Regions from separate parts of the Mus musculus genome. Here region 1 is linked to region 2. The links are chromatin contacts, found by Hi-C or POLR2A ChIA-PET in ENCODE. All regions are on one chromosome and are shown on one strand. Each heading gives the region's core, a stretch centred on a gene start or an enhancer-like site at or near the end of the contact. The rest is flanking DNA. Distances are from core to core; before and after follow the strand shown. Region 1 holds the start of Map3k11 (mitogen-activated protein kinase kinase kinase 11). Region 2 holds the start of Tigd3 (tigger transposable element derived 3).

Region 1 (3,901 bases), core at 789-3,288, 200 kb after region 2:
GGGTCACTGATAGGCCACGGGTATTCCCTGGACATCTAATACTCCTCTCAGGAAGGAGCTTGTGAGGCCAGCATCTCCCTAACTAGGCTCAGCTGAGCTAGGAGACGTGTGCACCTGGGCCTCGGCTGGGCCGTGCTCCGAGCCTCCCCGTGCCCATGCTTCATGCCCCTGGAAACTCACTGTTGTTGGACTTCAGGTCTCGGTGTATCACAGGCACCAGAGCCTCACAGTGCAGGTAGTGCATTCCTCGGGCAATCTGCACAGCCCAGTTGACCAGCACATGGGGGGGCACACGCCGACCAGCCAGGGCCCGGCTAAGAGGCCCACCAGCTGCATACTCCATCACCAGGCATAGGTTTGGCTCCTCCAGGCACACAGCTTTGAGGGCAATGATGTTGGGATGGGCCAGCATGGCAAAAAGCCGGGCCTCCTGTCGAACACTCTCAGCTGTTACACTGATGTCCTCATCAGGGTCCTGTCGGGCTGCCTTCACAGCCACCAGCTCCCCTCGCCAGCTGCCACGGTAGACCTTGCCGAAGCCACCGATGCCGATCACCTCCTCCAGTCGCAGCTCCTGGAAGCTGGCCACCTCACAGGGGGGTGGGCCTCCACCCCGAGATACATAGTTGGATGGAAAAATGCCCACCTGGCCACCCACCTGGCCCGCCCACCAGCCCTCATCTCCTGAGATGGCTGCATCCCTGGACAGCACCTCCACACGGTCGCCCTTCCTCAGGGCTAGTTCGTCCTGCCCATTGGGCTCATAGTCGAACAGGGCTGTCCAGACAGGATTGGCATAAGCTGCTGTTGCCTTCGGAGACCCCTCCGGCCGGACTCCACCGGTACCCCCGCCGCCCCCACTGCCACTGCCGTTCCATGACCCCAGCGGGCTCTTGAGGAAGAGGTTCTTCAAGGGCTCCATGGCAGGGAGCCGGCGTTGGAATGTGTGGGGGACCTTCTTCGGGTGCCCGTGGTATCCACCCCCGCTGGCTTGTGAGGCCCTAGAGCCGGAACCTGGGCATCCGGGCCCTGGCCCTCAGCCCCAGACCCACGCCTCTCTGGGGAGCCAGGAGTGTCGCCTCCCGGCCCCCCGCATCTCGGGCTTTTGGAGGAGGGCACCAAGGGCAGTGTGGTCAGGCTGGAGGGGTGGGGCCCACTGGCCTCCGGCGCCTCACCATGGCTGAATTGGAGCAGCAGAGTCCCTCAGTTCCGAAGTAGTCCTGGGAACCTGGCTTCAGCGCCCGCCTACCGTAAGGTGGGGCCTGCCAGGGTCAGCGCCCGGACTCTGGTTGTTGTCTCCAGGCACAAGAGGTAAGAGAAAGTCCCCAGTTGAGCCGAAGCTACCTCTTCTTGGGCTAGTGCCTTGGGCCCCGACAGCTCCGACCCCGGTCCCTTCTTCCTCCTCCCTTTGTACTTTGGCCCCGGGGGCGGGAGGCAGAGGTGGAGGGTGGAGTTTCACTTTTTTCCGCTCTTCTCCCTCCTGCAGGAAACAGCATCAGATGACGTGGGCGGGTTGCACCGCTCCCCTCCCGGAGGCTCCCGGCAGCTGTGCACGGGAGTTCCCGGGGAGGTTGGCCAAGAGAGGTAGAAGGCGGGCCAGGTAGTTCCTCCCGCCTCCCCCGCCCCCAAACACACCGGCACAACTCTAAGCCTTACGTTAGGTGCTCCTCTGCTCACGGTCGAAGTGGATCTCTGCAAAGACAGAGAAGAATCCTTGTGTCTGAATTCTCATCAGCCAAATCACCCTTGTGATTGCCTCAAAACCAAAATCTGGTCTTGGCTACGAAGTTGCAGAGCTCTTTAAGATTCGTTCTTTCCATATATGAAATAACAAGATACCCTGCTTTTCAGTGCTAGAGGGGGATGTGAACAGAGAAGTTTGGGACTTCAAAATCGGCTTACACTTGAAGCTCTTGGAACCATTTAAAATTATCTTCCTTTCACCCGAGAGGCAAAAACCTGAAACTGTCGTTCAGAACTTTGCCCGGGATTAGATTCAGAGTTGAAGGGCCTTCAACAACCTCTTCGTTAGTTCATCACTTGTCCTGTGTCTGTTACTTTAAGAAAGCCTATGTCATCCTGTTCGACTACTCAGGCCTGATCAGGATCACTCTCTGCTTCGGCTAAGCTCTGACCCGGAAGTAGAGGCGTAAGCCAAGCGACAACCATGATTTACGGTCTCGCACTAAGGAGAGGCGGCCCAAGTCGGGGGTGTGACCCGGTAACGCAAACTGGAAGTAGCCGTGAGGAGTCCCATTCTCCAGCTTTTCCCCGCCTCCTGTAACGCATTGGAAAAGCTTTGCGCCAGTCATCAAGTCGTTACCCAATGGCGACTCACCCGGCCGTCCCATATTTTGGTGGCTCTAGAATTTGACTGCGCGCGCGCCTAAGATACCTCTGCATCCCGTCACTTCGCTACTTCTCCGCGCTTGCGCACTTCTGCCGCCAGGTTTTCCTTTTCCGGGTCCCAACAGGTTCTAACGGGCGCATGCGCCAGTGCAGGCTGGCAGCTCGCGGCTCCTTCTTCCGGCCTCCCCTTTGCGCCGGCACCGGTAGAAGCGGGGCGAACGCAGAGCCCCAAGCGAGTGACCTGCGACCCCGGAAGTGGACCTCAGGGTCCCAAGGATTTCTCCGGTCCGGAGCCAAGGGACCTATCACTGGCACTCCGAGAGCACCTATTCCACGCCCACCTCTGGATGCCGCCGACGGGTGCCCAGCCCTTGCCCTGCGCCTGCTTTCAGGCTCGGCGCTTTACAACAGTTCTGGGCCACCGGAGGGGGCCCAGGCCCCGCCTCTGATGCAGTCCCACCCCAGTATCCCGGCCTGATCCGCTGACTGCCTGGGCCGGCCCCGCCCCCTGCCTGTGCCCTCACCCTACCAATCCCCTCCCCCGTCTGGGGGAGGCCATGGCGTGAAATCTAAGTCGGACCCCGGGACCCTCGGGCGCCAGCGGGGCATGGGCCGGGGGCCGCCCCCATGAGGGTCCCGGGAGGAGGGCGTGCGCAGCAGCGGCTGGGCCATGGGGTCTCAGGTGTTGCAGATCCTGCGCCAGGGGGTGTGGGCCTCGCTCACTGGGGGATGGTTCTTCGATCCGCATCAGAGCACCTTCTCCAACTGCTTCCATCTCTATGTCTGGATCTTCTTGCTCATCTTTCCCTTCTTGCTGTACATGGTGAGAGGCTGCCACCACCTGTAACTATGGCGAGAGGGAGTGTAGTCTGGAGGGATGGGCATCTTGAGTCCTGGGGCGTGGAGTGAAGCGAGTCACTGTAGAGTTCACTGTAGAGTTTACTTTGGTTTTATATAGAGGAAAGACCAAGTCTTTTCTGCATGGAGTGACCTTGAGCGCCTCATTTAATCTACCCGGTTAAACAGAGGGCTACCCCTAACAGGGCTCTTTGTACTGTTGCATGAAGGGGTGATGAAGTTTTGTAAACCGATGAATCCTAGTTCTTTACAGTGGTGGCAGGTACACCCTCAAGGGAGCAAGGGTTTTGTGAGAAAGGATCCAACTTAACTGTCATCTCCAGGTCCTGCCCCCCAGCCTGATGGTGGCTGGAGTGTACTGCCTGGTGGTAGCTGTCATCTTTGCTACCATCAAGACTGTGAACTATCGCCTGCATGCCATGTTCGACCAGGGCGAGATTGTGGAGAAACGCAACTCTACCATGGGGGAGCAGGAAGAAGAGGCTGCCCAGGGGGAGAGCAGTCTCCCAAGGTGAGTGGCTGTGGGCTGTGTCAGGGATTGTCCTTTCTCTGTGCTTGGGATTGTGGCTGTGTCTTGGAGGATAGAGAAGGCTGAGGGGACAATGGCTCTAAGTACTTGCTGTAGTCAGGGTTAAAGCAGTCGAAGGGAGTCTTGAGGAGGAAGGGGTGTTACGGATGGCGAGAAGAAACCGTA
Region 2 (3,872 bases), core at 1,061-3,560:
CCAGTATGGTTGCTAGGACCTCTGGAAGAGCACCCAGTGCTCTTTACCTCTAAGCCATCTCTCCAGCCCAAATATTAACATCTTAAAAACATGAGCTTGGCCATGGAGGCACAGGCCTTTAGACCTAGCACTCAGGAGTCAAGGCTAGGCTGGTGTACAGAGCAAGTTCCAGGACAGCCAGGCTAAATATGGAGACTTTTTTTTTTTTAGATCTGTTTGTTTGTTTGTTTGTTTGTTTGTTTCGAGACAGGGTTTCTCTGTTGTAGCCCTGGCTCTCCTGGAACTCACTCTGTAGACCAAGCTGGCCTCAAACTCAGAAATCCTCCTGCCTCTGCCTCCCAAGTGCTGGGATTAAAGGTGTGGGCCACCACGCCCGGTTATTTTTAAAATTTTATTTATATGAGTAAACAGTAGCTGTCTTCAGACATACCAGAAGAGGGCATTGGGTTCCATTTCAGATGTTTGTAGGCCACCATGTGGTTGCTGGGAATTGAACTCAGAACCTCTGGAAGAGCAGTCAGTGTTCTTAACTGCTGAGCCATAGCTCCAGCCTCAGAAAACCCTGTTTTAAGAAAAAGTATTTGAGTATATGCATGTTAGTGCAGAGGCAGGATGAGAGGGTATCAGATCCCCTAGAGCTGAAATTACAAGCAGTTTTGAGTCACTGAACATTGGTCTTTGTGGGTTTTGTTTTGTTTTGAAGAAATATTTTGCCTGCATATAAGTCTGTGTACCAAGTATCCAAGATAGCCTGGAGCTGGAGTTAAAGGTGGTTTTGAGGGGCTGGGAATACAATCCAAGACCTTTAGAAGAGCAGACAGTGCTCTTCACCATCTCTTCAGCTCCTGAACTCTGGTCTCCTGTTTAAACTGCTAAACTATGTCACCAGCCCCACTTTGAGATTCTAAACAACTGGGAGATGGCTCAGCTAGTTAAAGCACTTTTCCCTTCTCTTCTCTTCTCTTCTCTTCTCTTCTCTTCTCTTCTCTTCTCTTCTCTCTTTTTTCCCCATTCATTTATTTATTGGCATCGTACCCCTGTCCAAGACAAGCACTTTGACTGTGAACCTGACCACCTGAATTTTGTCCCTGCATCCCAGATAAGGAGCTGGATGATGTGTGTTATTCCAGCACTCTTTTTTTTAAATTTATTTATTATATGTAAGTACACTGCAGCTATCTTCAGACACACCAGTCAGATCTCCTTAAGGATGGTTGTGAGCCACCATGTGGTTGCTGGGACTTGTACTCAGGACCTTCAGAAGAGCAGTCGGGTGCTCTTACCCGCTGAGCCATCTCACCAGCCCTTATTCCAGCACTCTTAGAGGGACATGGAAGTCAGAGACAGAATCTGCAGGAAGCTTAACATCCAACTGGGAGTATGCTACACAGCAAAGCCCTGCCTCAACAAGGAAGGGAACCCCTCCCAAACCTCTCTAGCTAAATACTTATATATCGACTGAAGTGTGCTCAGATTTTCCTAGAGCACCCTGAGGTCACTGTTGCCAGAGAAAGCTGAGCCCTGGCCTGCTACTGCACAGAGTTGTCTGGACTATGCACTGCCTGTTCTGCTATGTAGGCCAGGAGTACAGGGAGTCAGGCACTAATCCTTAGCAACTGAGTAGTCTTGAGGGCCAAAAAAGAAATGTGCAGATGAGACCACTAAAATAGATTTAAGAGAAAATATTTGGTTCGCAGGAGACGACACTTGGAGAGACTGACAGCATCCAGTGGTAAATGGATAGGCTCAAAACCTATGAAAAAGTGGGGTCCTGGCTGTTTAGGGGCAGGGAGGGCTAAGTTATCTACACCTAGTTACAAAGGAGGGAAGTGACTAACAGGAATTTAGATCTTGCCGTGACCCACCAAAACTGGTTAAAAAAAAAAATGTCCTTTCTTGCCACCGGTGTATTTTGTAGGCCGTTGGCAAGACCAGAGGCCAGCGCTGTCCATGGTAACTCTTTTGTGACTAAAAGCTTACATTCATTCATTTTCTCCTTTCATCTTGTTTCCAAAACAAATCCTGGAGGGCCGGTATCCCAGTTAGGTACCACGTAGGGATGGGGTCGAAATCACCTGGGTGGCTGTCAAGGCACGCCGGCTGGTCGACAAGTGATAGGCACTAAGGCCGGTTCTTCCCGCCAGACCCCTCCACTCAGGAAGCTCCTCCTCCGGAGGGCTGACAAACCGCCACTTCCACAGCATCCAATCAGATGTAACTGGAGGCGGGACAAGTTGCCGCTGATGGCTAATCAGTTTGTTAGGGCGGGGCTGCGGAGGGGCCGCGACGAGGTTTTCCCAGCCTTGAGAGACCCGGGTGAGGGCTGTGCGCGCTCTGCGCGCGCCCGCTCCAGAGCAGCCTCTCGGCGCGCTCTGTCCTCGGGTCGCGGCGCCCGTCACTCTCTGGTTCTGCTGAGGCCCAGGAACCTGGCTGGGGCAGGGACTGGAGGCGCGGGACGGCGCCTGGAGGTGGGTGCGGAGCGGGAGGCCCTGTAGCCGGGTGGGCGGGCGGGCTGGGGTCGACGCCTGTGTCCGTCCAGCCGACTGACGAGGGGTCAACTCAGCGAACCAGGGCGCAGAGCCCAGCGCTCGAGCCGCCTGCTTCCTGGCCGGTGCTCCCTTCTCTCTGATATCACTCCAGGCTATCACTGGGCAGAGGACACTTCTTCCCTTTTGCCCTCATCCTCCTCACCCTGTCTCCCTTTGTCGTCTTGGCATCTTCACTCTCCTGGTTGAACCGTTGGGTAGCTTTACCACCCCGCCTTGCCAGCGCCGAATTGTACTAGCGCCTTCAGACACCATCCATCTGGCTTTGTCATCTGTACCATCTCACCTGTTCATCTCGACTCTGTCCGTTCAGTCTACCACCTGCCTTCAGCCATCAAAATTCAACCTAGGTCCTCCTCCTCCTCATCTCCTCTCAGGGGACTCCTCCCTGGCACCCTGAATGTCCCCTACACCTGCCCCGCTCAGCCTCAGCCCCAGGCCTCTCCTTGTTTTTGCTCCTTTGTTGTCCCTGCAGCTGTCTCCTGGTTGTCTTTACAGCTGTGCTTTAGCCTCTATTCATCCTTCCACCCCATCAATACCAAACCCCAGCCCAGAATTCTCTCCACTTCGGACCAGAAACACTCGACTCTGCCAGCTCTCTTCTGGGTCTAGCCCTCTCCTCCCACAGCCTGGCCATCTCATGTCTCTTTCAGCTGGCCTGGTCTCCTCCAGCTTTCTGCATTCCAGAGAATTGCTCTGGCTTCAGGGGTCCCGACCTCTTCTGTTCTTCTTGCTCTCAGCCATTGGCACGCTCTCCTACTTTTCTTCCCCCAGCAGCTTCCCAGGGAGTCATGGAGCTGAACACCAAGAAGAAGCTTCACGCCCTGTCCCTGGCTGAGAAGATCCAGGTGCTGGAACTCTTGGATGAGTCTAAGATGTCCCAGTCAGAGGTGGCCCGGCGCTTCCAGGTCTCACAGCCCCAGATCTCACGGATCTGCAAGAATAAGGAGAAGCTGTTGGCAGACTGGTGCAGTGGCACAGCCAACCACGAGCGGAAGCGGAAGCGTGAATCCAAATACAGTGGGATCGATGAGGCTCTACTGTGCTGGTACCACATTGCCCGAGCCAAGGCCTGGGATGTAACGGGGCCCATGTTGCTCCACAAGGCCAAGGAACTGGCCGATATCATGGGCCAGGATTTCGTGCCTAGCATTGGCTGGCTGGTCCGCTGGAAACGTCGAAACAATGTGGGCTTTGGGACTCGCCAGGTCCTTGTCCCTCTGTTCCCTCCTGAAGCTCCTCCTGCAGTTCTCCCATCTCAGGCCCAGCCACCTCTTTCTCTTAAAGACTTCTCACCAGAAGATGTTTTTGGCTGTGCTGAAGTAC

Evidence for each region. Hi-C counts contacts between places; a loop is a spot of excess contacts on that map. ChIA-PET counts read pairs that join two places held with the same protein, here RNA polymerase II (POLR2A).
Region 1: a loop to region 2 is called in a map of left cerebral cortex, with 2.2 times the contacts of the local background. The contact joins the promoter of Map3k11 here to the promoter of Tigd3 in region 2. A Hi-C loop is called at or near these places in 1 of 37 maps with a recorded cell type or tissue (left cerebral cortex). POLR2A ChIA-PET finds 5 or more read pairs at or near these places in 1 of 5 experiments (Patski).

What each region holds. Positions count from the first base shown.
Region 1 is chr19:5,687,268-5,691,168 of GRCm38, reverse strand. It overlaps Map3k11 (mitogen-activated protein kinase kinase kinase 11), which reads right to left and starts at 2,038. Exons shown (of 12, transcript NM_022012.3): 1 at 1,903-2,038; 2 at 1,657-1,692; 3 at 181-1,480. The coding sequence starts at 922. It overlaps Pcnx3 (pecanex homolog 3), which reads left to right and starts at 2,261. Exons shown (of 35, transcript NM_144868.3): 1 at 2,261-3,172; 2 at 3,531-3,718. The coding sequence starts at 3,020.
Region 2 is chr19:5,892,566-5,896,437 of GRCm38, reverse strand. Tigd3 (tigger transposable element derived 3) reads left to right here and starts at 2,310. Exons shown (of 2, transcript NM_001362045.1): 1 at 2,310-2,468; 2 at 3,321-3,872. The coding sequence starts at 3,338.